Linked DNA regions of Homo sapiens: regions 1 and 3 are each linked to region 2. Evidence: chromatin loops called from intact Hi-C (ENCODE). Cell type or tissue: PC-3. All regions are shown on one strand. Each heading gives the region's core, and the rest is flanking DNA. Links, peaks and the distances in the headings are about the cores only. Region 1 overlaps IPCEF1 (interaction protein for cytohesin exchange factors 1). Region 2 holds the start of LOC105378067 (a long non-coding RNA gene). Region 3 overlaps CNKSR3 (CNKSR family member 3).

The links. Hi-C counts contacts between places; a loop is a spot of excess contacts. Peaks named below come from ENCODE experiments on the same cell type or tissue, not always from the same donor. Only the 100,000 strongest peaks of a DNase experiment are listed, where the experiment ranks them.
Region 1: it touches region 2 in a loop (8-fold over the local background); 5 of 110 quality-filtered maps call a loop at or near these places.
Region 3: a loop joins it to region 2, with 4 times the contacts of the local background. A loop is called at or near these places in 4 of 110 quality-filtered maps.

The regions. Positions count from the first base shown.
Region 1 is chr6:154,287,949-154,298,904 of GRCh38, forward strand. IPCEF1 (interaction protein for cytohesin exchange factors 1) reads right to left here. Exons shown (of 12, transcript NM_001130700.2): 2 at 1,765-1,808. Among named protein-coding and RNA genes, the nearest start is that of IPCEF1, 63 kb to the right of the region's middle. In PC-3, for the core only: no CTCF peak of the experiment used is centred there; a DNase peak (open chromatin) is centred at 5,123; H3K4me3 peaks cover 1,541 bases; H3K27ac peaks cover 2,422 bases.
Region 2 is chr6:154,365,825-154,376,438 of GRCh38, forward strand. LOC105378067 (a long non-coding RNA gene) reads right to left here and starts at 6,889. Exons shown (of 3, transcript XR_007059823.1): 1 at 5,422-6,889. In PC-3, for the core only: a CTCF peak has its summit at 4,898 (motif pointing left); no DNase peak of the experiment used is centred there.
Region 3 is chr6:154,453,034-154,463,989 of GRCh38, forward strand. All of the region lies in intron 1 of CNKSR3 (CNKSR family member 3), which reads right to left. Among named protein-coding and RNA genes, the nearest start is that of CNKSR3, 52 kb to the right of the region's middle. RefSeq lists a silencer at 9,422-9,716. In PC-3, for the core only: a CTCF peak has its summit at 5,173; no DNase peak of the experiment used is centred there.

The sequences.
Region 1 (10,956 bases), core at 940-8,939, 77 kb before region 2:
AGACAATGCAGACATCTTACTGCCTGACTCATCAGTAAATGCGTATCTTTTATATACATGTTGAAACAATAGAATTTATGTCTTAGAAGACGTCTATACAGCTAAGGTATGCACCAAAGCTAATTTGTATGTCCATGAGTTGGACAACCAGGACAACGGGTTTTAATAACTACAGAAAAAGAAAGAGAAGGGCAATGGTCACCAAAAAGCACAATGGTGACTAATGAGTTATGACTAACAGTGTTTCAAAGACAGTTGTAACATAATTGGAAATGGTAGAAACTACATACTGAGGACAATAGTGATTATTGTCTGGGTCATAGAAAATAATAGCATTTAAGTTAATACGCTAATACTTTCTGAAAAATTACCAGGATTTCAGTTATATCTATACAGTCACAGAAAGATGTGTCCTTAATAGATAACTGTGGGCGGCCGGGCGCGGTGGCTCACGCCTGTAATCCCAGCACTTTGGGAGGCCGAGGCGGGCAGATCACGAGGTCAGGAGATCGAGACCATCCTGGCCAACATGGTGAAACCCCTTCTCTACTAAAACTACAAAAAATTAACCCGGTGTGGCGGCAGGCGCTTGTAGTCCGAGCTACCAGGGAGCCTGAGGCAGGGGAATCGCTTGAACCCAGGAGACCGAGGTTGCAGTGAGCCGAGATCGTGCCACCGCACTCCAGCCTGGAGACAGAGCAAGACTCTGTCTAAAAAACAAAAAAAACAAAAAAAAAAAAAAAAAAAAAAAAAAAAACTGTAAAAAGAATGCTTCCTTTGAATTCCCCAGCAAGTTTAAAGTTGTGTTTCATCTTTGGAAAAAAATGAATTAAGGCTTAGTACAATGGCTCACGCCTATAATCCTAGTTCTTTGGGAGGCCGAGGCAAGAAGATCACTTGAGGCCAGGAGTGAGAGATCAGCTTGGGCAACATAACGAGACCCCCTCTTTACAAAAAATTTTAAAAATTAGCTGGGCATGGTGGCATACTTGGGAGGCTGAGGTGAGAGAATCACCTGAGCCTGGGAGGTCAAGGCTGCAGTGAGCCACGATCATGCCACTACACTCCAGTCTGGGGGACAAAGTGAGACACTGTCTCAAAAACAAACAAACAAACAAGAGTTAAACCAAATAAAAGATGTATACCTCAGTGAGGAGCTAAGACATATAATTCTTTTAAAATCATTTTATAATAGAAAATCAGAGTAATAATGAGAAGAATTACACAGGTATTCAACTCCAGTCTTTCCTAGATCATTAGGAGTAAACTTATAAACTTTAGAGGTGGGGACATCTTCAGATTGTTTTACTCTTCTACTATAATTATTAAATATAAATATTTAATTGTTATTATTAGTAAATTTAAATCAGTAAGTACTCCATTTCTAGAGCATTCAGTTTATACTTGGGCATCTAAACATGCAATTGCTTGTAAAATAGACTCTTCACATAATTATAGTTATAAAGTACTTTGATAGTCGTGGTATATTCCTTACTCTTAGAGAAGCAAAAAAAAAATCAACCCATAAATAAATAAATAAATAAATTACTTAATTCTCCCACTGAAAAATAATCTTCGGAGGACCAAAGATAGTCAGTAATGCTATCAACTTCCCTCTGCATAAATCCTAGACTAGGGATAAACATACCTAGGCTACACTAATTTGATTCACAAACTAGAATAACAAAGTGAAACTCAAGCTTTTCAAGTCATAAATATCACTAAAGAGAAAGAATTCGTTGCAAAGAATTTTCAATTACATACCAAAAAGTTATGAATTTTCTTGGTCCAGTTCTGTTGCCTTTGACCTTTATGGAAAAAAAAAAAAAAAAAAGAGAGAGAGAGGAAAAAAAAGTGAGTCATGAGATTTCTGCCTGGACTCAATCACCTGGGTTAAAATCAGAATCCCACCACATCAACCCCAAGAATAAGCAACAGAACAGTAAGTTGATCATCGTGATAATGTTAGGGTAGACAGCTAGGCAAACACAAACAGTTCAGGAAAGTCCCACCACCACCACCACCCAGGAATGTCAGGCAATGTTAAACCACCAGGGGATGGTCAGGTAGTTGTTAAACTGGCTCTCTAAAATAATAATTGGTGGCAGCTGGTGCCAGGGACAGGCAGTCTCCCATTAGATAAGTAACACTTGAAGCTGGTGATCAGCAGCTTCCTGATAAGATCTCAGGAGATGGCGAATGGGCCCAAGTATGTGTACTAAAGGGCAAAATGGCAGAGTTTAGCATATGACCTCCCTCTGGGAACACTCGACTGGTAAGGGAAAAATGCCTCAAGTGAGCATGCATGCAACTTCAGCAAACACACTGAGCATGCTCCCCTCCCAACGTCTGGCAGGCCATTGCACATGCGGAAAGCCCACCCCAAGGGAAGAATCAGGGTAGGAGAGACAGAAACCCCTGTACCATGCTGATGTATAAAACCCCAAGTCAAAGATCAAACAGGGTACTTGGATCTCTCAAGTTGTCCGCTTGGCACTTTTCCAAGTGTACTTTACTTCCTTTTGTTCTTGCTCTAAAACTTTTTAATAAGCTCTCACTCCTCAAAAACTTGCCTCAGTCTCTCACTCTAAGTCATGCCCCTCAATTGAATTCTTTCCTTCGAGGAGGCAAGAATCAAGTTGGTGCAGACCTGCACAGATTCACCTCTGCTAACAATAACTTCCCACTGTCTCTCTCAAAATATGAAAACAAAAGTTTTCTCTCATAGGAAAGAAGATCTGGGTAGCAAATTATCAAAAAATCATTAAACTGAGATCCTCAACATTTAATTTTTTCTAAAGAGGACAGTAAAAATAATGTTTTATCCTTTTGAACACACCCCATGATACATTTTTACTTCACTTTTAAATACCACGAAAGATGTGCACATAGATTGAGAACTTCTATCTATTTTCCTGGAATTTTTCCAGTAGGAATATATTGCCTTTTTTTTTTTTTTGAGACAGAGTCTCACTCTGTGGCCCAGGCTGGAATGCAGTGGCACACACAATCTCAGCTCACTGCAACCTCCGCCTCCCAGGTTCAAGTGATTCTCCTGCCCCAGCCTCCTGAGTAGCTGGGATTACAGGCACCTGCCACCACGCCTGGCTAATTTTTGTATTTTTAGTAGAGACAGGGTTTTGCCATGTTGGTCAGGCTGGTCTTGAACTCCTGACCTCGTGATCCACCCGTCTCGGCCTCCCAAAGTGCTGGGATTACAGGCATGAGCCACTGCACCCAGCCCAGTGGGAATATATTTCAAATTAGTAACAATAATTCTATTCATTGCCTAAAAGCATACATTTATAAAAACACAGATTTTTATTTTTTAAAATCTATATATTTGCATCTCACAGAAAAATAAAATTGTAGGAAAACATGTTCTGCAAAGGACATATTTCAAGATCTGTATTTTAATAACTCAATCTACTTGAGTACTTGGATTTTTTTCTTTTTAAATTTTTTTTCCAAAATTTTATTTTGAAAATGTTTAAAACTATAGAAAGCTTGTAGGAATAGGTAGCAATGAACACCTAGATGGCCTTCACCTTGATTCCCAAATTATGACACTTTTCCACATTTGCTTTATCTCTCTGCATATCTAAATATTTTGCTGAACCATTTGAGTCACTTGTAGACATAAAGATGGTTCACCCCTATATACTTCAGCATGTACCTCCTAAGAGCAATGATCCCACTATAGTTATTAATAATGATCACACTCAGGAAAGGTTTTTTTTTTTTTTTTTTTTTTGAGATGGAGTCTCGCACTCTCGTCCAGGCTGGAGAGCCGTGGCACAATCTCGGCTCACTGCAAGCTCCGCCTCCTGGGTTCACGCCATTCTCCTGCCTCAGCCTCCCAAGTAGCTGGGACTACAGGTGCCCACCACCACGCCCGGCTAATTTTTGTGTTTTTAGTAGAGACGGGGTTTCACCGTGTTAGCCAGGGTGGTCTGGATCTCCTGACCTCGTGATCCACCCGCCTCGGCCTCCCAAAGTGCTGGGATTACAGGCTTGAGCCATCGCGCCTGGCCACACTCAGGAAATTTTAAATTGACAAAATGCAATCACTATACAGTCCAAATGTTCCAATTGTATCACTGATGTCTGTTTCAGTGTGGAAGATTTGTTATATTTTATTTTAAATCCTGGATTTAATCAGGGATCACCAAGGCATGTCTACGGTCTCCTTTTACCTTTCAGGACATGTTTTTGTAGAGTCCAGGCCAGTTGCTTTGCCTAACACCCCTCAATATGGATTTGACTGACTGTTCCTTCACAACTAAGTTAAACATTTTTGGCAGAGGTACTCACAGGTTGGAATGCTTTCCTTCTTTGTATACATTAGGAAAACCACATAACAGGTTGGATTAATATTTTCTTTCAATCACTTAGTAACACTTAGTGATTGCCTCATATAAACTAAATTTAGTGTCACAGTTTGCAATTTACAAAATGCTTTGATATGGATTAATTTATGAAATTTGCGCTACAATCGCATGAGGTAGGTTTTTTATTTTGGTCATCTTTCCTCTTTTGAATAGAATTTTATCCAAGTTCATACAACCAGCAAGTCTAGCTCAGTGGCCAAAATTTAAGTATAGAATTACCGTAAAAATCACCCTAGAGTAAGAAACTCTATTTTCAGGTCAAATAAATCTAGATCCCTTTTTCTCTTTTGTAACCTGTACTCCCTGTTGTCCAAACTCTTTGCCTTACAGTTCTTATTTTGTTGTGTTAAACTACAAGGTAGTGAGGTATCATGATTTATCTAAACATTTTTTCAACCATAATTATTTCAAATTATAAGAGTTAAACCAGAAACAGTGGAAAAAATGGGTATTAACTTAAAAGTGGGCGATATGTTAAAATAAATGAGTATTAGCTGTATTGAGTAAGCTAACACTCAAAGTGATTGGCTTTTCTTCATGTTTTTGCCTTTGCTTTGGTGCAACTAATGATATACCAGCTCTTTCTTTCTCCCCAGAACAAGATCTTATGTCACTTCCTCCTACATTCCAAAGCAATGAAAACAGTATTTCCTGAAGGAGTCATCTGTATGTTTACAAAAACTTTCCAGCATATTAAATTAGGTAGTTTTTCTTATTTACTTTTTGCCGTGGGGGCCTCACAATCGCAGTGCTGTTTAGTTAAGAATCAAGTCAAGAAAAGTTTGGGAATCGGTGTATGTAACTTGAGTCACAACTTATAACATGAATCTCTAAATAGACATTCCAGCCAGAAAGAGAAACAAACAGGTTTCCCAACCTATAGGTCAAGGGTACTGAAGCTGGCAAAAGCCAGACAAGGTTTAGAGTGATACTGAAATCTAAAAAGCAATACAACCCAAGTCCAGGTCAGCGCAACTGCAGATGCTTATCTGGGTGGCATCAGACTCAGATGTACCATCTCAATCACTTTCAGTATAGAAAGATCTTCAAGAAAATAGGCTGCAATTGTCCACTGACAAAAACCACTTTACTAAGCCTCAAGCTAAGATAACAGATCAAGATCCATTTACTGCTTCATCCATGCACCATTTCTCTAACATTCAGTGATCTGAATATCTCACTTCAAAGCAAAAGAGCAATTAGAGCCATTTAAAATGTCTGAATAATGAGTGTGATATTATTGTTACTGTCCAGTGTTCAATTTCATAAAGAAGCAGGAACAGACTCCTGAAAAATACCCGGAGAAAAAAATGAACTATCTTTTCCACTTCCACAGAGCTCTTCGAGCATTACATGACTTTCTTTTGAATTGGCATATTATGCACCCCCTAAAAGAAAACTCTCTACTTTAATCCCAAGAAAAGCATTATTCTTATTCTTCATTTGAATTATTTTTTAGGCCAAATACAGTAAAGGAAGTTGCACTGATGATTGTGCTTAAATATATAAATTGGGGCAAGACAGGGAGCAGCAAGAAATGTTTCAACTGTGAAGTCTTTAATAGAACATGTATCATTCATTTTTCCCCACTAATCCTCAACAGACTCCTATTATCTTCAGATAATAAGAGAGGCTGCCTGCCATTAATTTAATCACTGTAATTTCCTAAGAAATAAAGACTGATGTCTATTGAAAATTATTCCAATTATGTCTTTGAACATGAGTTCAAAACTGGTAAAATTACCACTTTCAATAATATATTAACCTCCTAATTGTTATTAGTTATTCTCACAATCCTCTTAAAGCAAAGAATGACATTGGGGCCCAATTCTTTTATTCAACTTTGAGACACAATTATTTTTAAAACTTTGCTCAAGTTCAACCCACTTCAGGTGTAATCTAACCCTTTAAAATACATCCTAAGAAGCAATTTATCTGCTTAAAAACAAAAACTGGGCCGAATCCTTTTTATTATATCATGTAAAATCAAACTATGTAACCACTTGAAAATAAGTAGAAGTAGGTAAAAGTAAGGAAATCTCACAGAAACACCAATGATAAAAGTACTGGAGGCTGGATGCAATAGGTTATGCCTATAATCCCAGCACTTTAGGAGGTCAAGGCTGGAGGATTGTTTGACCCCAGTGAGACAGCCAAGTATAAAGGGGTTTCCCGAGAACCTTCGACTGGCCTGTGCACAGGGAGGTGTGTGCACTGTGGTGCAGCCATGAATTTCACACCATTTGCAGAGCGGAGGATTCTGGCTTCCCCTGTTCTGGGGTGGTAACTGGGAATTCAACCTATGAGGCAGGAAGCCTACCAGCAGAACTCTCACTTTGCTGAGAGTCCCTGTTTCCCTTTTTATTTCCTTTTTGCCCAATAAACCCTGCCCTTCTCACCCTTCAAAGTGTCTGCGAGCCTAATCTTTCATGGTTGTGTGACAAGAACCTGGCTTTTAGCTGAACTAAGGAGAAAGTCCTACACCACCAGGAGTTCAAGATCACCCTGGACAACAGAGTGAAACCCCATCTCTTTTAAAAAATAAAATATAAAAATTATTTTTTAAAAAAAGTACTTGGCCGGGCGTGGTAACTCATGCCTGTAATCCCAGCACTTTGGGAGGCCAAGGCGGGCACATTATGAGGTCAGGAGATCGAGACCAGCCTGGCTAACACGGTGAAAGCCCGTCTCTACTAAAAATACAAAAAATTAGTCGGGTGTGGTGGCGGTCCCCTGTGGTCCCAGCTACTCGGGAAGCTGAGGCGGAAGAATGGCGTGAAACCAGGAGGCGGGGATTGCAGTGAGCTGAGATTGCGCCACTGCACTCCAGCCTGGGCGACAGAGTGAGACACCATCTCAAAAAAAAAAATACTAATAGCCAACATTTATTAAGCTCTGATTATTTAATTTGTACAGTCATGTGCTAGATGCTGCTCATGCATTAAGTATTCATTTTCACAGCAACCCCGTGAAGGTGGTGCTGTTCTTACAAATGAAGACCACTGCCCTGGCATCTGCCGCTGTGGCTGCTGTTGACTGCTCTGTTGGCAGCTGCCACTCCATTGCTCACGGGTGGCTGCCGTGCTGCCCCCAACCTCCTCTGGACACCCCCATCTCACCGCACCCCACCACCAACACACACACACACCTCTTTCTGCTCATTGATGAGGACTTTCCATAGTGGCACACACTTTGCTGTGAGCATTGCTTGGGGAACAGAGAGCACAGGGGGTCTAGGTCAGCGACGCCTGCACAAGGATCTGCTGCCTCTTCCCACACTGCTAGACTTCTTGGCTCATCTTGGCTTTTGCCAGCAGCCCCATGGCTCTCCCTCCAGTCCAGCCTTTTGTGGATCTGAGTCCATCAGCTAAGTCTGTACATGTCTAAGCTAAAACTGCAGAGAAATTTAGCCTCTCTTGCCCAGGGCTTTGGGACTCTTGCAATACTCCTGGTCATGCCTCTGTCCTGAACTGTCTGGAGCTCTCTGACAGCCAGGAGGTGACTGCCTGTCACACACATGTGCACACGCACACACACACACACACACACATGCGTACACACACACACACACGCACACACACACACACACACACACACTCTTAGCAGTTGGCTGGCCGCCATCTAATGTAGCAGGTCATGTTAGCACACTGTCTTCCCTGACACTGTTCAAAATATTAGTCCCAAATTATTAGCTATATGAAGGAGCTGACAGCTACTACTCTCAAACTTCTCAGTGTTCTGAGTCTAAATATGCTGTGGGCTCTGTGCATACATTTCATGAGGATAAAGGAAGCACAGGGAGATAGGGAAGAAAGGAACAAAACAGGAATGAAGGGAAAGGAGCCCTTTTGGGCAAGCAGATTCCAAGGGGTGCTCTTGTTGGGTTTTGACCACCCAGAGGGCACCAAGAGGACAGGAACACCAGAGGCAGGGGAAGAGCTGCTATAAGAAGAGGATGTAAAGAAGACAAGGGAGTGTGAAACACAAAAGTCACTTCTCGGATCCACCGTTGCCTTCTCTGCTTCTCCTAGAGGCCAGCGCCACATCTTTTCACCTGTTTAGCCCACCCTCAACTCCACCGCATGCCCTAGAAACTCCCAGGCTAGAGATTCATTTTTGGCAACTACCAACACCCAGGAAAAACTCTGTCTGTATCTCTCCTTGACCAAAACGTATGTACCACCTAAAATGTTGTTAAAATGAATATCGGCCGGGCGTGGTGGCTCACGCCTGTAATCCCAGCACTTTGGGAGGCCGAGGAGGGCAGATCACGAGGTCAGGAGATCAAGACCATCCTGGCTAACACAGTGAAACCCCATCTCTACTAAAAATACAAAAAATTAGCCAGGCATGGTGGCGGGCGCCTGTAGTCCCAACTACTCGGGAGGCTGAGGCAGGAGAATGGCGTGAACCCAGGAGGCGGAGTTTGCAGTGAGCGGAGATCACCCCACTGCACTCCAGCCTGGGCGACAGAGAGAGACTCCGTCTCAAAAAAAAAAAAAAAGAAAAAAAAAGAGAATATCATCCTCAACGGTTTTGGATAAAAACAGACAAAGAACATTAAAGTGAGAAAGGCTGACAGGGCCCCAGCCACAGTGGAAGTCAGGAGGATTGGATGCAGATCCTAAATGTGCGATATAAGATGACGCTGCTCTCTCTGCTTCCCCACTGGTCCAAAGTCATTACATTTCTTTTTTTCTTTTCTTTTCTCTCTCTCTCTTTTTTTTAAATAGGGTCTCACTCTGTCACCCAGCCTGGCATGATCATGGCTCGCTACAGTTGCAACCTCCCCAGGCTCAGGTGATCCTCCTGCCTCAGCCTCACTGAGTAGCTGGGACTGCAGACACACACCACCACACCTAGCTAATGTTTGTATTTTTTGTAAAGACGGGGTTTCACCATGTTGCCTGGACTGGTCTTGCACTCCTGGGCTCATGCAATCCACCCACCTCAGCCTCCCAAAGTGCTGGGATTACAGATGTGAGCCACCGCGCCCAGCCCAAAGTCATTACCTTTCTAGGTGTTTGGTCCTTCTGGCTTGTAGCAGGTTCCTGACTCAGCACCCCTACCATGAGCATATTTTAAACCCCAGGTTGACGTGCAGGTCTGGCAATGCTATTGGGCAGCCTACATTCAGGGCTCATGGTCACCATGTCCTCACTCTGATTGTGGCTCTGCCAATAACTACAGCATCTATTCCACTTTTTAGAAAACTATGTTGCTTTGACATTTACAAATGCATATTTGCATTGTTGTAAGCTTAAAAATGCAAAAGAAAAAGTTAATAGAGGAAAACAAAAATCACCATCATCCCCAGGTCCACAGGTACCCACTGTGAACTCATTGTGCATTTCCTGTCCACTTTCTTCTATTCATTTTGAAAATTTGTAACATAACAAGGGTCATTCTGTACATACAGTTTTGTGTCTGCAAGGCCTAGTCTTAGAGCTCTGCATGGACGGGGATGACAGCTAATATTTTGGCTGCTTGAGAAGTCACATTTAGATCCTTGCATCACAGTAGAGGCCCTGACATTCCACTAACTTTATTAGGCATGGATGAGATTTTGGACAGCACTCTAATGAGCCGCAGTGCTCTGAAGAGCATTCTTTTCTTATCTCAGCTGTTGAGCGTGAGGTCCCAGGGTGCAGAACAATGTGAAAGTCCACATGAACATTTTCAGTGTTTGAAAACCAGCATATAAAGCACAGAAGTGCTTCTAAGAACAAGGTCAGGAACACTTTTGAGGTTCAATGGGTAGGGTTATCCAAAATAGTTTATTTCATCATTTAGCATTTCTATGTTCTTTTAAATAAAAGCTACATAAATGGCAGAATGCAAAGATTGTTTCAACTAAAAATTCACTGTTAGTTAAAAAAAAATGTCAGATTCAGGATCCTCTGGCTCAATTTCAGAGAACTATAAAAACTTTTTCTAAGAAAACATTTTGAGAACACGTCACAAAATATCTTGTAATAAGCTTTCAGATACACCCCATTTTGATGTAACGATTTCCCAAGTGGTCCCCAAAATGTCTTTGCAGAGTTGGTTCCTAGAGAACCTCTTAATCAAAACTTAAACTAAATGTAAGTCAGCAGTTTCACTTTGACTTTGCAAACATTTCATGAGTCATAGTCAATTATATAATCTCGAATCAAGAGGGCATTGTTATTTGTTCATTGAAGAAACAGACTGTGCCCTGCTAATTCAACTGAAAAATGACTCAAACCCAAAGAAAGCAAAGAAAATGGAGAGCAATCTTCCTTTAAAGAGAGAAGAATGGTTAAGAGTCTCTTCTTTCAGCAGAGAATGAGTAACTCTTATATAGGTTACCAACATTATGGCTGGGCGCAGTGGCTCACACCTGTAATCCCAGCACTTTGGGAGGCTGAGGCGGATGGATCACCTGAGGTCAGGAGATTGAGACCAGCCTGATCAACGTGGTGAAACCCCGTCTCTACTAAAATACAAAATTAGCCAGGCATGGTGGCGCATGCCTGTAATCCCAAGTACTTGGGAAGCTGAGGCAGGAGAATTGCTTGAACCCAGGAGGCGGAGGTTGCAG
Region 2 (10,614 bases), core at 67-8,066:
AGGGAGACAGGAGAGGAAGGCACACTCAGTGTAACTTTCACAGAAAAAAAATCTGCCTCTAACGGGAGCCATACAGTTCAAACCCATATGATTCAAGGGTCAGGCGTAATATGAATAGTATGGAAGGTTTAACTGACTCTAGAAACAAAGTCTTTTTGCATCGTTTTACTATATATACATTGTTCCAGGAATGCTACTTTCATAGTTTAAAATGTATCTTGTAAATTTGTTTTGTTTGGCAATTTACAAAGAATTGTTGACCATTTCAGAAATCACATTAGCATGATAGCCCTGATTATAGTATGAGTCTTGTAACAATCTGCATGATAGTAGTTGTCACATTTGCTGTGATTTGACATGTACATATGAATACGGTTAGTTAAATGTTACCTCAAATGCTAAATTTTTTTTTTACTTTTATTTTATTTTATTTTATTTTTTTGAGATGGAGTCTCACTCTGTCTCCGTCGCCCAGGCTGGAGTGCAGTGTCCTGATCTTGGCTCACTGCAAGCTCCGCCTCCCAGGTTCATGCCATTCTCCTGCCTCAGCCTCCCGAGTAGCTGGGACTACAGGCGCCCACCCCCACGCCCAGCTAATTTTTTTGTGTTTTTAGTAGAGACAGGGTTTCACCGTGTTAGCCAGAATGGTCTCGGTCTCCTGACCTCATGATCCACCCACCTCAGCCTCCCAAAGTGCTGGGATTACAGGCGTGAGCCACCGCGCCTGGCCAATAATTTTTAGAAGTATCACCAATGTTTAGTTGAATATTATCTTAGCCTTAAATCAAAACTTATGCATTATAAATTAGAGTCTGACTATTTCATTTGTTTTCCTAGTGTGGTCATGCCTAAGCATTTATACATTAAAATACTGTAGATATTATTTTATTACTAAATGACTTTTATTTCTCCTATATATATAAATACACACACACACGCACACATATATATATATATATTTCTTTTTTTTGAGGCAGAGTTTTGCTCTTGTTGCCCAGGCTGCAGTGCAATGGCATGGTCTCAGCTCACTGCAACCTCCACCTTTGGGGTTCAAGCAATTCTCCTGCCTCAGCCTCCCAAGTAGCTGGGATTACAGGTGCCCGCCACCACGCCCGGCTAATTTTTGTATTTTTAGTAAATTGGGGGATTCACCATGTTGGCCAGGCTGGTGTTGAACTCCTGACCTCAGGTAATCCATCTGCTTCGGCCTCCCAAAGCGCTGGGATTACAGGCGTGAGCCACCGTGCCCAGCCTGTCCTTGTATTTTATTCAGAGCAGTAAGAGCTAATGGATATAGAATGCATATTATGTGCCAGACACATTCTAAAAGCTGTGCATATTGCTTACCTATCTTCTCAATAACTCTATGAGGCAGGTACTATTGTTACCCCCTTTTCAGAGATGAGAAAAGTAAGGCACAGAGAGGTCACTTGCCTGAGATCCTATGGGTAGTAAACGGCAGAGGCTGGATTCAAACCTGGCCAGGCCGGCTCCAGGCCTCGTGCTTTCAGCCAAATTACTATATCTCACTATATTGTTGTTGTTGTTGTTTGGTTTGTATGTCGGCAGATTATATTATTTATGAATTTTATTTCAAAATAGTAAAGAGGGTGTTTCAAAATATATTTGATGATGGAAAGGGAAGCACTGAGAACCATTGGCTGAAAATTGACGCTAACATGAAGGAGCAGGAAGTGAGAATTAAAACGTAAGGGCAGCTGAGGGCTAGGCTGAGACTCACCCCAGTGTTCAGCTCAGGAGTATGAAAGTGAGTTGCGTAGGATGCCAGCCTCCTTGAAGAAAAAGCATTCTGAACATCACGTATTTTGCTAACATTCTATCATTCCTCTATGCAGAAATATTCTTTTTGTTAAAAGGAACAAGATTCTCAAAGGCAAGGACTTTCTTTTCTTTTAAACTTTAAACCTCCAGGTGCAAAGTATGTATGGCACGTTATGGCCAAGGAATGTTGTTTGAATTCGTTATATTTTCCAAAATTAAAGACTAGAGTACAAATTTTAGTCTTTCCTCCTCTGTGTTCCTCTATGTTTTGCCCCTCATACACTTATTAGGAAAAACAACAGCTCCATTCTGATATCACTGGGTTATTGTATCAGCCTAATGTATCTCTATTCCCAAGAATGCCAAAGTTTAAAAGAGTCACTTTCTGTTTCAGTAAATGAGATAGTAACTGGAGCAATTTTAGCATGGATTGTTGCATAACATTGACCTGTTGGCTAATAAATCCCAGAGAGTGTGCAATACTGTTGGGTAAGATCCTTGTTTTACCATTTCTGAATCAAGCCTTACTCGGAGATGATCAGAAGACCACCCCCATGTCAGGGGTGCGCAATATCTGGACTGTTTTTACCTCCCTTGGTCTTGAGGATATCACTGAGCTAAGATTCTGCTGGTGATGTAAAGACCCAACCAACACCTATGAGCCCTGAGTCAGGCTGTAATTTGTTAGTGAAGCAGCCTTTTGGCCAGCAGGGATCTCATCTGTCACTCATACAGGCTTCTCCTAGTGTATCCCTTCTTACAACATGTAGTGCGGTTCTGCTAAGCACTCTCTCCCCAGCATCTACGTTTCCAGACAAGATTGTGCTTGTTGTAGACTGGCACTCCCAGGGAACCATCAAGTGAGCGTGCACATTGACAGGGCCTAAGAAGAGGATCAGCTTCCCTGCACCTTCTAGACCACAAATGCCACCAGCCAGGCACTTCAGGAACCTGCAAACATGAATCATCCTTTAGGCACGGTAAGAAGAGACTTGCACAAACTGGATGATCAAAGAATCGGAAACAGGTAAATGAAGTAGGTGCTGAAAATATTTTCAAGTACGTATCTGGAATGGCGTTTCCAGTATAGATGATTTGTCAGATTTTCAAGATGTTACTAGCAGCTAGGGTTAGTTTAACAGGAAGTCAAAGTGTTATAGATCAAAGATTCATCAAAAAGTAAAGAGGAATTATTCACAGCTCCTTCAATTTCTACAGTTCCAGCAATTTACTATATTGTAAATTGAGGTATTTCCATGATTATAATTCCACCTACACTGTAAACTGCTAGAAGTGAGAGTCAGTATCTTGTTCATAAGGTATCTCACAATGCATAGCACATAGTAGGCACTTCATAAATATTATTGAAACGGTAAAGATGGAAGAAGTGAAAAAGATGTAAATGGATATGTATTAATTTCCTATTGCTCTTCCAACAAATTACTGCAAACTTAGTGGCTTCAAACAGGCATCCCCAACCTCTGGGCCACGAACCGGTATTGGTCCCTGGCCTGTTAGAACAGGGTGTCACAGCAGGAGGCGAGCAGCGGGTGAGCCAGCGAAGTTTCATCTGTATTTACAGCCGCTTCCCATCGCTGGCATTACCACCTCAGCTCCACCTCCTGTCAGATCAGTGGCGGCATTCGATTCTCATAGGTTCAAGAACCCTATTGTGAACTGCGCATGTGAGGGATCCAGGTTGCACGCTCCTTATGAGAATCTGATGCCTGATGATCTGTCGCTGTCTCCCATCACCCCCAGATGGGACTATCTAGTTGCACGAAAACAAGCTCGTGGCTCCCACTGATTCTACTTTATGGCAAGTTGTATAATTATCTCATTATATATTATAATGTAACAATAATAGAAATAAAGTGCACAATAAATGTAATGAGACCGACCTTCCCAAAACCATCTCCTCCACCCTCGTCTGTGGAAAAATAGTCTTCCACGAAATTAGTTGCTGATGCCAAAAAGGTTGGGAACCAATGGCTTAAAACATCACAGATTTATTATTTTACCATTCTGGAAGTCAAAGTCTAAAATGGGCTGGCAAGGCTGTGCTCCTGGAGGTAGCAGGAGAGAATCCATTTCCTTGTTTTTTCCAGTTTCTAGAAGCTACCCGCACGCATGCCATGGCCGATGGCACCGTATCACTCCGGTCTCTGCTTCCATTGCCTGTCACATCTCCTCCTGTGACCCTGATGTTCCCACCTCCCTCTTACAGGGACCCTTGTGAGTACACTGGACCCACTGGGATAGGCCAGGATAGTCTCTCCATCTGCAACATCCCTTTTGCCATGTAAAATAACATCGTCACAGGTTCTAGAATGTGGACATCTTCCCAGGGTGGTAGAGGGGGGCATTATTCGGCCTACAAGCACTCTACCAGGGCAGACTTTCTCCCCTTACCTAATTCTAATAGTTCATAATACTTACCTGCTTGGACAGTCCATGAGTAGCTGGATATCGTCAAGCCCCAGAATGTAAGACAAGATAATGTTTCCAAATCCCTAGCTCAGTTCATATCAATGGAGTCAAAGCAGAGGAGACACTAGATTTTTCCAGATCCTTTACTTTCCTCACAAATAAATCACCAAGATGTATCACCATAACTATCTAATATTTCTCAGACTCCTCTCCTTCTTCCCATCCTGCCGCCTCACTTCACCTTCAGGCCTCATTTTTGGCAGAATTGCAATAGCATCCTGGGTAGTTTCCCCACCTCCAAGTGAATTTCCCCCACCCCTCCCTCCAAGAGGCTGTGCAATCTCTTTAAAAAGCAAATCTATCACTCCCTGGGAGCCAAGCACAGCACCGTTAGAAATATTTGCTGAAACATTTATTGAACAGAATTGGTGATAATAGACACTGATTTGAAAAAAAACGGATCCTATTATCTTTGATCTACTTCAGTTCTCGTTTGTGAGGGACTATTTTGATTGGACTTCACCCACTACCTGTGGGTAGTTTTGTAAGAAAGCCCATTTATCTGGCAAATTAATTCATGTATAATACACATGAATCATATTTATAATAATAGCTTTCTAAGATTAAAAGGCACATCACAGAGGAAATACATGAACTCCTCAGCCTGGACTAAACCGATCACTGCCACCAAGTGGCAAATGTTATCATTGGAGCCCGGAAGCACAAGGACACAACAGTTTCTTCCATTCATTTGTTCTGTTCCAGCCTCCGATGCATAAGGAACGCTATGGAATGTATCCAAGACCCACATCAGAACAGCAAGGAGCTGAGGTTTAGAGGAGTAATTAACAGGATTTTTATATCTAAGCAGGAAAAATGAAGTAAAAATACTTGTGAGCTTCACCATAGAAATTCGTTATTTTTTCCTTCTGCTTCTTTCCATTTCAACTTTACAGACACAGTGTTGCCTTGTTTATTGACAGTCAAAGGGGTATGACATTTGGGAAGGTCATTTTCAAAGTAACTCAAGATGATGTCTTTAAGAACTAAAACATATTTTTAAAATTTAACCACATATAACGGGCATGTATAGATGCCTCCCTGACACAGGAGTTTGAACAAAATGATGTGCTGTCTGTCTTGGTGCAGCCTGAAAGGCCAGTAGCTGCCAAGAAGGATAACTTATTTGGTGTCAGAGTGTAAACTCACCACAGTCCAGGGGCAGGCCCATCCTTGCAGGCACAGAAACTCTATTTTGTCTCTGCCTTGGGATTTTCTGTCCACAGGGATGCCGACTTAGCCTAATCAAGTCACACACAAAAACCAGAAAGCAATGTACATATTTGTTTCAGATAGCAAATATAGCACATCATATATTGACATTAGTTTGACTGCTGTTTTCTGTGCCTGTATCAGGCGTTGGGGTTAGGGATAGAAGTAAAGAGGAGGGGGAATCGGAGATGTCCATGTCAGAGAGAAGTAGAGAGCTGGGTTGCACAATTCATTCTGATGCCATTTCTGCTCTTGTTCTAGTTTATGTGGCTTAGCAATATGCCTCCTTTTTCTGGGTAATTAACATGAGTCTCTGTTCCTTACAAACCAGAGGATGAGCTTAAAAGATTGTTAAACACGTAATTATCTCTAATTATGCCGAGTATAAACAAACGGCTCTTACGATGTTTCCATCTGTAAAACTGATATGCCGATTCTTGCTTAAGACTTAGAGGTCTTGTTTGAGAAACTCTACGTGACTCTGATTCTCATATCCTAATTCCTACTTTACATCAGACACTTCTTCTGACATTTAAAAAGACAGGCTGGAAACTGTCATTCTTGAAGAAATAGCTGTAGAATAGCCTCTCTAAGCTACTTGGGAATACCAGAATACCAGAACAGCAGTTCTTTACAAACTGCTAATATACACCTTATAAAATACTGACCGAACTAATGGTCATAGCATCATAATGGTAACATCATTCATTTTCCCTTTTACACAGGTCCTGCCTATTATCTTTTGTGTCTTTGCTACTCTCTTGTTTGGACTTACTTAGGATTTTTAATTGTTTATAATAATATTGTGGTATATTCAAATTGTAATACTTGCTAAAAATGCAAGTTGTCAATTCCTTTTGAGACACAGCTAGTAATTCAGGAAATTTCTGAAGCACAAAAAGTTCACCTATGACCTTTCCATGATTATGCAATTACAGCCTCAATATGTGCTAAATATGGGTTGTCAAGAAGCCAGGAAATCCAGGTAGCAGCAAAGATTGAAATGAGCTAAAATGTAGCTGCGACTTTTTTTTTTTTTTTGACATGACATCTCTTACTCAAATAAGGGGGAAGATTTTTATAAGTTAATGATAATTGAAATAAAAATTGAGAGTCAGAACCAAACTAGTCAAGTTCATGGTTCATGCAGGCTGCATCAGCCAGACAGCAGAGAAGAAAGAGAAGGCCATACCCCGAAAGGGACTGGAGCCTGGAACGCCCCGCCCCCTGCACCCCCTACAAGTATGGCCAAAAAAACCACAAAAAACAAAAAACAAAAAAAACCCAGGACTTAAAGTAATTTAACTCTCAGTTAACTGTCAGTAATTGCTGAACAGCTGTGGTGGCTCATGCCTGTAATCCAAGCACTTTGGAAGGCCGAGGCAAGAGGATCACTTGAGGGCAGGTGTTCAAGACCAGCCTGGGCAACATAGCGAGACCTTGTCTCTACAATAATTTTAAAAATGAGCGAGTCATGGTGGTGAGCACCTGTATTCCCAGCTACTCAGGGGGCTGAGGTGGGAGTATCGCTTGAGCCCAGGAGTTCAAGGCTGCAGTGAACTATGATCATGCCACTGCACTCCAGCCTGGGCGACAGGGCGAGACTCAGTCTTTAATGAAGTCTCACTTAGAAAAGTTCCTCCCACTTAAATGTAAGACCTCAAATTATAAAAATCCTAGAAGAAAACCTAGGAAATATTCTTTTCAATATCAGCCTCGCCAAAGAATTTATATAGCTAAGTCCTCAAAACCGATTACAACAAAAACAAAAATTGCGAAGTGGGACCTAATTAAAATAAAGAGCTTCCGCACAGCAAGAGAAACTATCAAAGGAGTAAACAGACAACCTACAGAATGGTAGAAAGTATTTGCAAACTATGCATCCAACAAAGATCTAACATCCAGAATCTATAAGGAACTTAAATTAACAAGCAAAAAACAAATAACTCCATTAAAAAGTGAGCAAAGAACATGGACACCTCTCAAAAGAAGACATACATGTGGCCAACATAGGAAAAAACACTCACCATCACTAATTGTCAGAGAAATACAAATCAAAACCACCATGAGGCCGGGCACAGTGGCTCATGCCTGTGATCCCAGCACTTTGGGAGGCTGAGGGGGGCGGATCACTTGAGGTCAGGAGTTCGAGACCAGCCTGGCCAACATGGTGAAACCCCATCTCTACTAAAAGTACAAAAATTTAGCCCAGCGTGGTAGCATGCACCTGCAATCCCAGCTACCGGGGAGGCTGAGGCAGGAAAATCACTTGAACCTGGAAGGCAGGGGTTGCAGTTAGCCGAGATCATGCCACTGCACTCCAGCCTAGGTGACAGAGCAAGACCCCGTCTCAAAAACAAAAACAAAACAAAACAAAAACACAATGCGATACCATATCATACCAGTCAGAAATGTCTTTGTTAAAAAGCTATTTTGTTAGAAGACAAGAGATGCTGGTGAGGCTGCAGAGAAAGGGGGAAACTTACACACTGTTGGTGGGAATGTCAATTTGTCCAGCCACTGTGAAGAGCAGTTGGGAGATTTCTCAAAGAACTAAGAATTCGTGGCTCTGCCTAGGTAGTAGCCATTTTTTTATTTCTTTACTTCTCTAATAAACTTGCTTACACTTAAAAAAAAAAGAGAGAACTAAGAATTGAACTACCGTTTGACAGAAATCCCATTACTGGCTATTTACCCAAATAAAATCAAGTCATCCTACCAAAAGGACACATGCACCCATATGTTCATCACAGCACCATTCACAATGACAAAAACGTGGAATCAACCCAGTGCCCATCAACAGTGGAATGGATTTTTAAAAACCTATGGAATACTATACAGCCTTACAAAAGAACACCATGGAATACCATACAGCCATGAAAAGAACAAAATAATGTCCTTTTGCAGCAACTTGGATGCAGCTGAAGGCCACTGTCCTAAGTGAACTAACATAGAAACAGAAAATCAAATTCTACCTATTTGCCTTTATAAATGGGAGCTAGACACATGAACATAAAGATGGGAACAATAGACACTGGAGAACACAAGAACAGGATGGGGAGAAGGGCAAGGCTGAAAAACTACCTATTGGGTTCTATGGGCTCACTAACCAAGTGACAGGTTCAGTCCTACCCCAAATATCAGCATCAGGCAATATACCTTTGTAACAAACCTGTACATGTAACCCCCGATCCTAAAATAAAAGTTGAAAAGAAAAAAAAAAGAGTTCCTCCTTCCTTATCATCAACATCCTCACGATGGGTCAATATAGCCCTGTTTTTTTGTTGTTGTTGTTTGTTTTGTTTTGTTTTTACATATTTGACTTTTGCTCTAACTTCTGCATTTCAAAGAGAAAAAAATACCAGAGCATGTTTCTGAAGACTCCCTGCTTTCATCCTCAGATACCTCTGGGCTACTCTATTCTGAGGGAAGGAAACAGGTACATGCCTATGCTCACGAAACACACCCAAGCACCACCACTGAGTAAGAGGTCAAACTTCTGTTTCCACCAAAGGGTATATGGGTTCCCCAGAGCTGTGCTGTCAACAACAGACGGCCCTCTTGCAGGGTGTAAGCCCCTCTCCTGAATGCCCCAGCATATCCTGCCCCTGGCAGGAGTTTCCAAAGAGAACTTCACAGGCACTGGGAGAAGGAAGACAAAGGCTCTGTTTGAGACACTGAGTCCATACTAAGATTATAACTAAAAGGCCATGACTGACAGCAAAATGCATTTAGGGATAAATTAACATGAAGTTGAATGTAAATTTAAGATCATATTTGTAAGTTTCACCACCACTTTTGAAATTAAGAGTATAGGTAGGAAGATACTATTGGGATGATTTTTTACCCAGAAAAAGAAAAAGTTTGGAGAGAAATTGTGTCAGAGATTGCATATGTATGTGTGTATGTATGTATGTATGTATGTGTATTTATTTATTTGTTTGCTTGTTTAGAGAGACTGCAGCCTCACTATGTTGCCCAGGCTAGTCTCAAACTCCAGGCCTCAAGTGACTCTCTCACCTCAGCCCCCACAAAGTGCTGAGAATACAAGCATGAGCCACAACATCCGGCCACAGATTAATTAATCTAATAAAAAGTTTGTCAATAATGAGGCCAGGTGTGGTGGCTCATGCCTGTAATCCCAGCAGTTTGGATGGCCAAGGCGAGCAGATCACTTGAGGTCAGGGGTTTGAGACCAGCCTGGCCAACCTGGCAAAACCTTGTCACTACTAAAAATACAAAAAATAGCCAGGCATGGTGGTGCACACCTGTAGTCCCAGCTACTAGAGAGGCTGAGGCAGGAGAATCGCTTGAACCCAGGAGACGGAGGTTGCAGTGAGCCAAGATCACACCACTACACTCTAGCCTGAGTGACAGAGCGAGACTCTGTCTCAAAAAACAAAAAAAAAAGGTTATCAGTAATGATAGCTTTTTGCAAATAAATTTTAAAATTTATATTAAGATAATATATAGATGACATTATTGTCTGATTAAGTCATACCTTATTAATTAAGTCATTATCAAAAATTAAGACATTATTGTATGAGTAAGTCTTTATCAAAATTTAAGAAATAGAATCCATTTGTATCTTATAGTCATTTATTGTCAGGTCACACTCCGCATAATTCTTTTTTTTGAGATGGAGTTTCGATCTTGTCACCCAGACTGGAGTGCAATGGCGTGATCTCAGCTCACTGCAACCTCCACCTCCCGGGTTCAAGCAATTCTCCTGCCTCAGCCTCCCAAGTAGCTAGGATTATAGGCATGCACCACCACACCCAGCTAATGTTTGTATTTTTAGTAGAGACGGGGTTTCACCGTGTTGGTCAGGCTGGTCTCGAACTCCTGATCCCAGGTGATCCACCCACCTCAGCTTCCCAACGTGCTGGGATTACAGGTGTGAGCCACCACGCCCAGCCTGCATAGTTCTGATATGCATAAATTTCTGTTTCCCGTCCCCCAACGCAACATGGTGCAAATTGCATTTACTAAAATATATTAACAGTAATTAGATAAAGTATAAATTTGACTCCTAGCTCTTCAGTCCCTAAATCACTATGCAAATAACATGCACATCGTGATCAGTGACCAATTATGTCACTTCTTAGTCTGCTGTTGGTCACCGAACAT
Region 3 (10,956 bases), core at 1,582-9,581, 89 kb after region 2:
CTGTCTTAAACAAGGCCCAGTCAGGTGATGTTTACTGTGCTGAACAAGCTCACTGCTCATAATACAAAGCATTAACACTGAGAGATTCACATTCGTTTTCATGTACAGCATAAATCAGTTCATTAAAACTAAAGTGAAAAAGTATATTGGATGTTCCTTAAGCTTCATTCCTGAATGCTAAGGAGAAACATAAAGATGAGGCCAGATCATTTCTCTTTTAACGAACCGAAAAATTCACAGAAGGAGTAGGATTTCAGAAGTAGCTTTAGAACAGTAAGGAAATGTTTGGAGCACTGAAAAGGCTGAGATGGGAGGAATGGTGAGAGTTCTAGACAGTATGCAGGCAACAAATGATTAGAGATTGAGAATTGAAGAATACAGAGCATTTCTCTGAGAAACTAACCAGAATCTCCTTGAGGATTATGAGAGAATAGAAGCATTGTAACCTCAAATAATCACAAGTTCCCTGAGATGTAGAATTATCAAGCAGAAAAATCACGTTACTGCCCACATAAGAATAGAATGTATTGTAGCCTGAAGACTTTGTCCTCAAGGCACACATATATTGAATATGCTAGGTTTTAAATAGTGTCACCCCCCAGAGTTTTATTATTCCAATACATTATGACCTATTGTTCGGCAGTCCTATTGTTTAGAATACAATTAAACATTTATAAACAGCTAAATTAAACTATTACGCAGTCCCACAAAGGAGGGAAAAGCCTCAATTTCTAGTAAACTGATCTAACAGTCTTAGAATTTGCAATAAACCATATTCTTTTACTTATTTGTCAGATGGATCTATCTGCCAGTTTCTTGCTTCAAGCAATTTACAGAAAGTCTAGCAGGACCAAGAGAAACACACAATTCAGTAAAATTAGATTAAACACATTCCATTTATACAAATTAAACACATAATTAAATGTGAAGGAAAAAGAGAAGAAATTCTCACAGAAAGGGAGCCACAGGGCCCAGACCTACTCTACTGTCATGAAATCTGGCTGCATATAATCCTAAACCTTCAAGGAAATCCCAAATGCAAGATGAAAACACACACACACACACACACACAGAGAGAGAGAGAGAGAGAGAGAGAGAGAGAGAGAGAGAGATAAGAGCCCGCAATCCAATACCAGTCTCCCTTCTTACTGACCGGGTAACCTGGAGCAAGTTACTCAGCTGTCTCATTTGTAAAATGAGAATACTAATACTACCCACTACATAGAACTGTAATGAAAATTTAATGTTAATGTTTATAAAGAACTTAAAACACCATGGAACACACAGTAAATACTCTGTAAATTTAGTTAAATTTTAAAATGTGATTTATTCAGGTCCTCAATTTTCTAAATGTTCAGAATAAAAGTTGCTGGCTGGGCATGCTGGCTTACTCCTATAATTCTAGCACTTTGGGAGGCCAAGGCAAAAGGACTGCTTGAGGCCAGAAGTTTGAGACCAGCCTGGACAACATAGCAAGACCCCATCTCTATTAACAGAAAAAATTTGTTGTTTGTTTGTTTGAGACAGGGTCTCACTGCAGCATAGCAGCACGATCATAGCTCACTGCAGCCTTGAATACCTGGGCTCAAGTGATGATCCTGCCTTAGCCTCCCAAGTAGCTGGGACTACAGGTGTGTGCCACCACACCCAACTAATTTTTCATTTTTTTGTAGAAACGAGGTCTCCCTATGTTGCCCAGGCTGGTCTTGAACTCCTGGGCTCAAGCTGTTCTCCTGCCTTAGCCTCCCAAAGTGCTAGGATTACAAGTGTGAGCCACTATACCTGGCAGAAAAAAAAAAAATAATAATAAAATTTTTGAAAGAGAATAAAAGTTGCTAAAGAGACACAGAAACTCCCAAATGCTTAGATGGCTATGTTATTACCTTTCCCAGAACGTGTTCCCAAATGTGAGAGCCTGCAATCATCATTGGTTTCACCTAAAAAATTTTTATGATTTATATCAGAACGTAAGCATCACAAAAGCAGTGACTTTGGACGGGCACAGTGGCTCACATCTGTAATCCCAGCACTTTGGGAGGCCAAGGAGGGTGTATCACTTGAGGTCAGGAGTTCGAGACGAGGCCTGGCCAACATGGTGAAACCCCATCTCTACTAAAAATACAAAAAAAAAAAAAATTAGCCAGGCGTGGTGGCAGGCACCTGTAATCCCAGCTACTCGGGATGTTGAGGCAGAAGAATCAGTTGAACCTGGGAGGCAGAGGTTGCAGTGAGCCGAGATCATGCCATTGCACTCCAGCCTCCATCTCAAAAAACCAAAAAAAAAATAGTGATTTTGTTTTGTTCACTACTTCCTCCACTGGTGTGGAGAACATTGCTGGTGTTCAATAAATATTTGTAAAATAAACACATGAGGCAAGAAGAAAGACAAAGAGCTCCACATAAATATTAATATCACACCAATGCACAGAAGTCATCTGCTTTTATTTTCTTTCCTTTTTTTTTTTCAGACAGAGTTTCTTTCACTCTTGTCAATTCTCCTGCCTCAGCCTCCCAAGTAGCTGGGATTATAGGCACCCGCCAACACGTCCAGCTAATTTTTGTATTTTTAGTAGAGACAGGGTTTCACCATGTTGGCCAGGCTGGTCTCGAACTCCTGACCTCAAGCAATCCACCTGCCTCGACCTCCCAAAGTGCCAGGATTATAGGCATAAGCCAACATGCCTGGCCTGCTTTTATTTTCTTATACAAATAAGCAACTAAACTATTGATTGTGATATCAGTTACAGATATTTGCTGCACATTTCAACATTTCAAGATTAAAGGAGGTCATTTCTGCACAAAGAGAAATATCATAAACAAAATAAAACTCCAAGCCTCTCAGTATCAGTCTTTGACAAGATACCTGCCTTGTACTAAGAATTTTTATTAATTAATTAATCTCCCCTAAGTGTAGAAAGGATTATATACATGAAGACTAAGAAGTTAGAGTAAATGCCCCAATGCAAAAAAAAACAAACAAAAAACAAAACAACAACAACAAAAAACTATGGCTATTCTCATTTTCTGTAAAAGAGTAAAATCAGATGATGAACTAGGTCCCAGAAAGCAAATGGTCATCATGACCACTTTAGTGGAAAGTGTCCCACAGACCACACCTTCTGTGGCTTTGCTTCCAGCTTAGCAAGCTCAAGTTGGCAGAAGCTACAATTCTTCAAATACAGGAGCCCAGAGTGGTTCTTCCAATGTTTTGCATTGAGTACTCTCACCTGAGTTGGGTTTTGTGCTTTCAGGTTGTTTTTTGTTTTCTGGGTTTTTGTTTTGTTTTGTTTTGTTTTTTTAATGATTAAATTCAGAAATCAGTTTAGCTAAAGCTTGTAGACTCTCATCTCACTCAAGACTTTTAAGAATCACAAGTGACATGTGCCAGGCGCGGTGGCTCACGTCTGTGATCCCAGCACTTTGAGAGGCCAAGGAGGGTGGATCACTTGAGGTCAGGAGTTCGAGACGAGCCTGGCCAACATGGTGAAACACCATCTCTACTAAAAATACAAAAAAAAAAAAAAATAGCTGGGCTTGGTGGTGGGCCCCTGTATTCTCAGCTACTCAGGATGCTGAGGCAGGAGAATCAGTTGAACCTGGGAGATGGAGGTTGCAGTGAGCTGAGAACATGCCATTGCACTCCAGCCTAGGTGACAAGAATGAAACTCTGTCTCAAAAAAAAAAAAAAAAAAAAAAAAAAAAGTGACATGTGATGCAAAAATTTGCTCCAACAGGATTTTGGTAGACTATGCTCTTCCACGAGGAGAATCATCACAGACTCACACAAATTCAATTTAATTCAACAAACTTTAGGAAGCAACTACTATATGTAAGATACTCTCTACTGGAAATCGACCTCCATTACAAAGGAGACGGGGTTCAGGGGTAGGTCAGCTTATTATTATCTGAACCAGAGGGACGGAAACAGGATTTGGGGGGTACATTTACACCTGACCACAATATTCTCAGAATTCCCAATACTTTGAAAAACATTAAATGGTAAAGACCTGACATCAAAGCTCCTTAGCCTTCCCGACTTACTGACACCACTGGCCAGTATATTATAACTTCCCCCAAACATGACATGTTGCTAAGAACAAAAAGACAGCTTTCAAACAGAAGCGTGACATGTTTTGGCTTCTATGTGAGCGTAGTATGATTAATGGAGGGAGCAAGGCTGATGTCAGGGCATGCCAAAAGCCAGAAAGGTGGTCTACTGGTAGGCCTCCGAGTGCCCTTTCGTGAGATGAGTCACCCAGTTACATCACTTGGAAATGCCTTTCTTCTGTCGCTCGTTTTGTTGATGTCTGTAGGCCTTAATTTTCAGGACTAGTTGATAAAGAGTTGATTTAAATATAGCAATTTGAGGTTGTTCAATAATACTATGTTTGAAACCCAGCAGTGGGCCAGATGCAGGGGCTCACACCTGTAATTCCAGCACTTTGGGAGGCCAAGGTGGGTGGATCACCTGAGGTCAGGAGTTCGAGAACAGCCTGGCCAACATAGTGAAACCCTGTCTCTACTAAAAATGCAAACAGCCGGGCGTGGTGGCCTGTAATCCCAGCTACAGGCGTTCTCTGCATTCTGTTCTGTCATTTGTCTCTGCAGAGTATCCCTTCACCATGTCCCCTTCTGCTCGTGGTCACTGTCACAGCTGAACTTATGTCTTGCCCGGATTTCTGCAATAACCTAGAAAGTGGTGGCCATGCTCACTCCCTTCTTCCTCTTAATTCATCCTCTATCATTCCATCTGAGCAAAACCATCCTGTCCTTTACAGATCCCAGTCCATTAGCTCAACACAGCATCTCAAGTCCTTTGGGACCCGTCCTCTTCCAAACCTCCCTGCAGTCCCATCATCCTGTAACTCACCCTACTGGTGAGGACACAGTAAGCACCTGTTCTGCTGAGTTTCTCCAAAAGTAACAAAAATGTCACGCACAGGTTGGCAAAAACAGCACCCAGGCCAAATCCTGCCAGCTGCCTGTTTCTGCAAACAAAGTCTGAATGGAACACGGCCATGACTCCTTGGTTTACAGATTGCCTCTGGCTGCTTTTGTACTACAATGGCAGAGTTGAATAGCTGTGATAGAGACGTATGGCTCTCCCACAGAGCCTAAAATATTTACTACCTGGCCCAGGTTTACAGGCCCTTGGTATAACTGACAGCAGCGATGAGTACAGAGTGATGATGACCTCTGCCGACCAGAAAAATAGACTCCACCAGTCTAGTCTGGAATTAAGGGAATGTGAGTTTTTCTTTTTTTGTTGTATTTTTTAAGGAATCATTTCATACAGTTACACTGAATTTAAAACCATAGAAAATGCTCCCCCCTCCCCTAATGAAAGACCTGAATGTTTTAGGAGGTTCCTTACAACTTTTGAGCCACTTTATTATTTTCTTTTTGTCAGTTCTCTTGAGGCATAATTTATAGACATTAAAAGTCACCAATTTCCAGGGTACAACTCAGTGAGCTTGGACAAACAGGCAGTCATTCAACCACACTACAATCATGATAGAAACATTCCTATCACCCCCAAAAAAAGTTCCCTCGGGCCCCTTTGCTGCCTACTCCCTCCCTACAGCCCCGTCCCCAGCTGCCACTAATCTGATTTCTACCTAAATGAGCCCAATTTCTCCTCCTGGCTGTACTCCCTGTCCTGCCCCAGTAACACTGGCTAACTCACTTAGTTCTGGTTCTCAGGCTTCCCATCAGTGGATTAGCAGGCTTCCATTAGAACTGACACCCACGCACACTACTAATTGCAGCTCTGATTTTATCAGTCATCCTTCGAGGTTTGTGGTTAAATTTAATTTGAAGAACGGGGACCATGATGAAACATAATGTCTGAAAACTGGATTGGAAAGCTGCCGTGCTTCTTTCAGGTCTAAAGATCCATAGTTCCAACATATGTTTGAGCTACTCAGAAGTTACCTTTACTTACAAGAGCAGAGAATGAAAAAGGAAATAAGCTGCCCAGAAACTTAAGTCCTAAATATCCTCAAAGCTACAAAAGAAAGAAAAAGAAAGAAAGAAGAAAAAAAGAAAGAGAAAGAAGAAAAAGAAAGAGAGAAAGAAAGAAAGAGAAGAAAAAGAGAGAGAAAGAAAGAAAGAAAGAAAGGAAAGAAAGAAAGACTAGCAAATGAATGAACTTGGTCTTGAAAAAAACCATATAAAGACGATGCATGTAAGTCGGGTTTTGACCCTGATCAGAGCTGTGAGCTGGAACTGCTGCTCCCTTGGAAGCAGGGGCCCTGTGAAATCCAAACACATAATAAAGATCCAACCACCAAGAACCCTGGGAAGCCCAACTTACAACCAGCAAAGTTCTTTCACTTTGTTTCTGAAATGGAATGACTGATTTTGAGGATAAGGGACACCCCACTGGCCATTTTTTGGGGTACCAAGCTGAAAGAACAGTAATGCAGAAGAGAAAATAAAAGTTTAGACTCTTACCCATTTGGGAAAAGCTGATCTACACATTGCTGAAGAGCTACCAAATACGTAGTAATGAGCCCACAGCTTCAATTTCTTACAAAAGGCAAAAACAGGTGGAATGGAAGGACAGTCAACCCTAAAGCGCTTTCTTGTTCCCAAAGCAAACTCAACTTTCTTGTTAGTAACCAATGTTCTCTAAGACTTAGGTCACCCTGAAGACATCGGAAGACGTAACCAACGAACAACCACACTTTGAGTTTCACAACATAAGTAGAAGACATATTATTTAAACAAAATTTGGAACTAGCAAACACATCCATGCCAGGATAATTTAAGAAAGTAAAAATAGAAGGAATACCTTAGCTCAAGGATTCAAGTTAACCAGAAAACAACAGTCAGACGGGCTGCCCTCATTTGAGGTTTCTGAATGGGTAAGTAATGTGTCCCAGCTGAAAACTTTAACCAGGAACCTCTGGCTCTCAAGTTGTAGGGCTCCCAAGCCTACGCTGCCTCAACCCCAACCCCAACAGATTCTGTACAACTTCTGACGACTGTGAAATGGACCCAGCCTGCCCCCACCCCCTCCTGGGACCCTGAGCTGCTGAAAAAAGTCTAGCCATGGAGGGAGAAGCACCCAGAGCAGGGACAGGCGAAAGAACAGAAGTTGGTATTATCTGAAAGGATTTTTGGAGGGAGAAGTTTATGCTGATCTAAATCACAAAAAAAGAACCGACATGCAAATCTTAAGTCAACTGAAGAGATCATCAGAATTCAGAATATAATGGCAGCCCTCAATATTCTCCTTTGAGTCCTCCTTCTTTGCTCCTCCCTCAAAAAACAATGTATGAGGAGCTTGAAAGATAATACTGAGGGCAGGGAAGAAACACAACATTGACTTATATGTTTGAAGGTGTGTGTGCGTGCATGTGTGTGTAAAAGCATATACCTATATCTCACAGCAGACATTAAAAATGCAAAATGAGAGACTCTAAAGACAAAAACACAACTGTGGGGATGAACACAAAACCTACGCAATACTCTGGTAAACATGTACTTTCCAAGGTTGTTTGTTGTAATTCAGTAACCACACCATTGTATCCAATTTTGTAACAGACCTTGGACCAAACAAGGGGAGGGGAGGGGAAGAGAGAAGCCACATATGAAACAGAAGAAAGGAATGCATTTTACCCAGGAAGCTGTACTTTTTGCCTCCTCTAGTGCAGCCTACTTTGCCAAAACCGTAAATTCGATTTGGTCTAAAAACCAAACACCGGCAAAACTATCCTCAGTTCATGCTTACGCTGAATGAAGGGTAGAATTAACTAGCTCCCCTGCCACACAGCAAGTTTATGTTTTTAGCACGGGGGAGAACCAACTCGGCACAGAGACATGCAGTGGCCGCGACAGCTGCACCCATTGCTTGAGTGTCAAGTTGGGCGAGTTCTACCGTATGGAGGTGAGCACATCCATCACTTCTGCTCCACCTGAGCCATCAGGATTTCCATGGAAAAACCATTCAGCCAACCCTCTCCCAACACTGCCATCATCATTTCAAAGTGCGTGGTCCAAACAGCCAGGTCTTGTATTAAATTAAAACCCCGCATGAATAGGGGGCGGCTTGATTTACAAAGTTCCCACCCACACAGTGGCTCATGGATCCCTGCAGTGACCCCACGGAGGGTGCTGGCCGGGTTATCATCATCTCCAGTTTATTGGTAAGGAAAGCAAATCCCAGAGACTATCAGGAAAAAGGCAAAGCTAAGACAGAACCCGGACCTCAACTGGGCACCTAGATCCTTGTGGGGTCTGAGGTGGTCAATGAAGAAATAAGTGGAGGGGAAGACAGTTAAGTACGTTAATGTGCAGAGTCCATTACTGAGTACTTACTATGTTTTTGGCACCACGGGATGCATTGTGGAAATGGCATAATTTATAGTTGCTGTTCAAGTAGCTGAAGATTAAACAATTGTAAAATAAGCAAGAAGAAGCTCTGCACCAACTATACAGGCCAGGAGAAACAGTATGGCCTGTGGAGCCAGAAGGCCTGGATTCAGCTCTACCACTTCCCAGCTGTGTGACCTTGTGCAAATTACTTAACCTCTCTGTGCCTCACTTTCCTCATCTACAAAATGGAGAGGACAGCAGTCCCTATACCTCATGGGATTAACTGGATGATTAAATGTGTTAAAATGTGTAAATGAGTTAATATTCTTAAAGCACTTACAAAAATTACCAGGTATATAGTAAGCGCTACTATTTAAAAAATAAAAGAAACTGGGGCTCAGCTTATAAGTAACTGGCCTAAAGTCACACAACCAATAATAGGCAGAGTCAGGATTTAAAGCCATTTCCCAGAATTGTGAAAGGAGAGCATGAACCCAGCATGGGCTTGCGAGATTTGGAGGTTTGATGGCAGGAATCTCATATTATCCGCAACCGATGCCTTTTACTTCCTGAAGTGGCAGGAGTTGGAGGCAGGAAGGGGTGCTCCAATACAAGGAGGCTGGAAAAGGGCCGAAACGGCTGGGGACAGCCGCCTGGGACAATGGAGCAGGTTTGCCAGGCAGCATTAAAGTCTTTCTAAAATGTTTTAATAGCAGCTTTATTGAGACATAATACATATACCATACAATTCGCCTATTTAAAGTAAACAATTCAGCAGGTTTTAGAATATCCACAGAGCTGTGCAACCCTAACCACAATCAATTTTAGAATTTTTAACACCCCCTCACCAAAGAAAATTCTGTACCCATTAGAAGTCCCTCCCCCCGAAATTATACAATAACGTTGTATAAGTTCCCCCCACCCTGTCAGTATTCTTTCCGGTGAACCTGTCTGACCCTCAACCCTAAGCAACTACTAGTCTACTTTCTGTCTCTATGGATTTGCCTGGATGTTTCACATAATGGATCCTGCACATTTCACATAAACAGAATCATACAGTATGTGGTTTTGTGTGATTGGCTTCTTTCACTTAGTATCAAGTTTTTGAGGTTCCTTAAAGCCTTCTTAATGCACAACTTCAATGCTCTTCCCTTGCTCCAAGCCCTACTGGCTTCCCACTGCACTGGGGATAAAATCTACAGCCAAAAAGGTCCAGTGTGATCTTCCTGAAGGCATCTCCATCTCCGGCCACATTCTCCCCTAACCACTATGCTGGATGCTGGCCAAGCACCTCGGGCTCCTATCTCGAGGCCTTTCCCTGTGAGGTCCCATCTACCTAGAATGGCTCAGTCTCAGCTCCCTTCACATCTGCAGGGAGGCTTCAGCTGGCCACGGTATATGAAGGAGCCCAGCATTCTGTTATTCGCTGTGCCCTTCACAAGCCTTTCCAAACCTGTGACTGTTTATGTGTTCATTATGCTGCAGCGAGCCCCCTGCCTCCCGCCACAGAGGGCCAGGACCATGCATGGCCGCATTATTTACCATTTCGCCACCTGCACTGCCCAGCACAGAGGAAGCACTTTGGGATTGGTTGAATGAAAGAGAAAAAAAGGAAGGAAAAGTCCAGCTGAGGTTGAAGACTGCAGTTTGGAGATGCATAAATCAATAAAGTTGTACAATTTCCCCCCACCCTGTCAGTATTCTTTCCGGTGAACCTGTCTGACCCTCATCTTCTCACCTTTTTCTTTTTTTCTTTCCTTTTTTTTTTTTTTTTGAGACGGAGTCTCGCTCTGTCGCCCAGGTTGGAGTGCAGTGGCACAATCTCGGCCTCAGCCTCCCGAGTAGCTGGGACTACAGGCGCCCACCACCACGCCCGGCTAATTTTTTGTATTTTTAGTAGAGACAGGTTTTCACCGTGTTAGCCAGGATGGTCTTGAGATATCTCCTGACCTTGTGATCGGCCCGCCTCGGCCTCCCAAAGTGCTAGGATTACAGGCGTGAGCCACCGCGCCCGGCTTCACCTTTCTTTCATATATACATCACCAAATATTTATTATGCAACCCACTGGCACATGGGCTGGGGGTATTCACCGTGGGAAATGAGAAAAAGGAGATCCCAATCCTGCAGCCTGCAGTACGGCAGGGGAAGAATCCTTCGAGTTCTTCAACACAAAATTCCCACAAGTTTGCTATGCTCGCGGCTTCACGGGATGCCAGCCCTGGTTACCAGAATGACTTAACTGAAGCTTTCTCTTGTTCTCCAGAAAACCCAGTTTTCACTACACTCTAGGGGCCAAGACAACATTTCCCAGATCCTATGCTGCTTGATATGAATCTCTAGGGTCCTCTCATCTTACAGAGTCACCTTTTTGCTGTGCTGAGGGAAGAGTATCTAGGCCTCTGGCTCTGGCTCTCATGAGCTAAGTGACCTCAATCAGATCACTTGGCTTCTTCACTGCAGTGTAAAATGCAGGAGCTGGGAAGGTGACCCTGTGGTTCCCACTGGCCCTGCGTTGCTATGATTCTGTACTTCTTAAGGTGCTGTGTTTTTTCCCATCATCAAACTAATCAGGCACCACCTTCATGCCAAACCCCCGATAGCAGAAAGTCCTCTAATAGCAAAGCCAGCTCCCA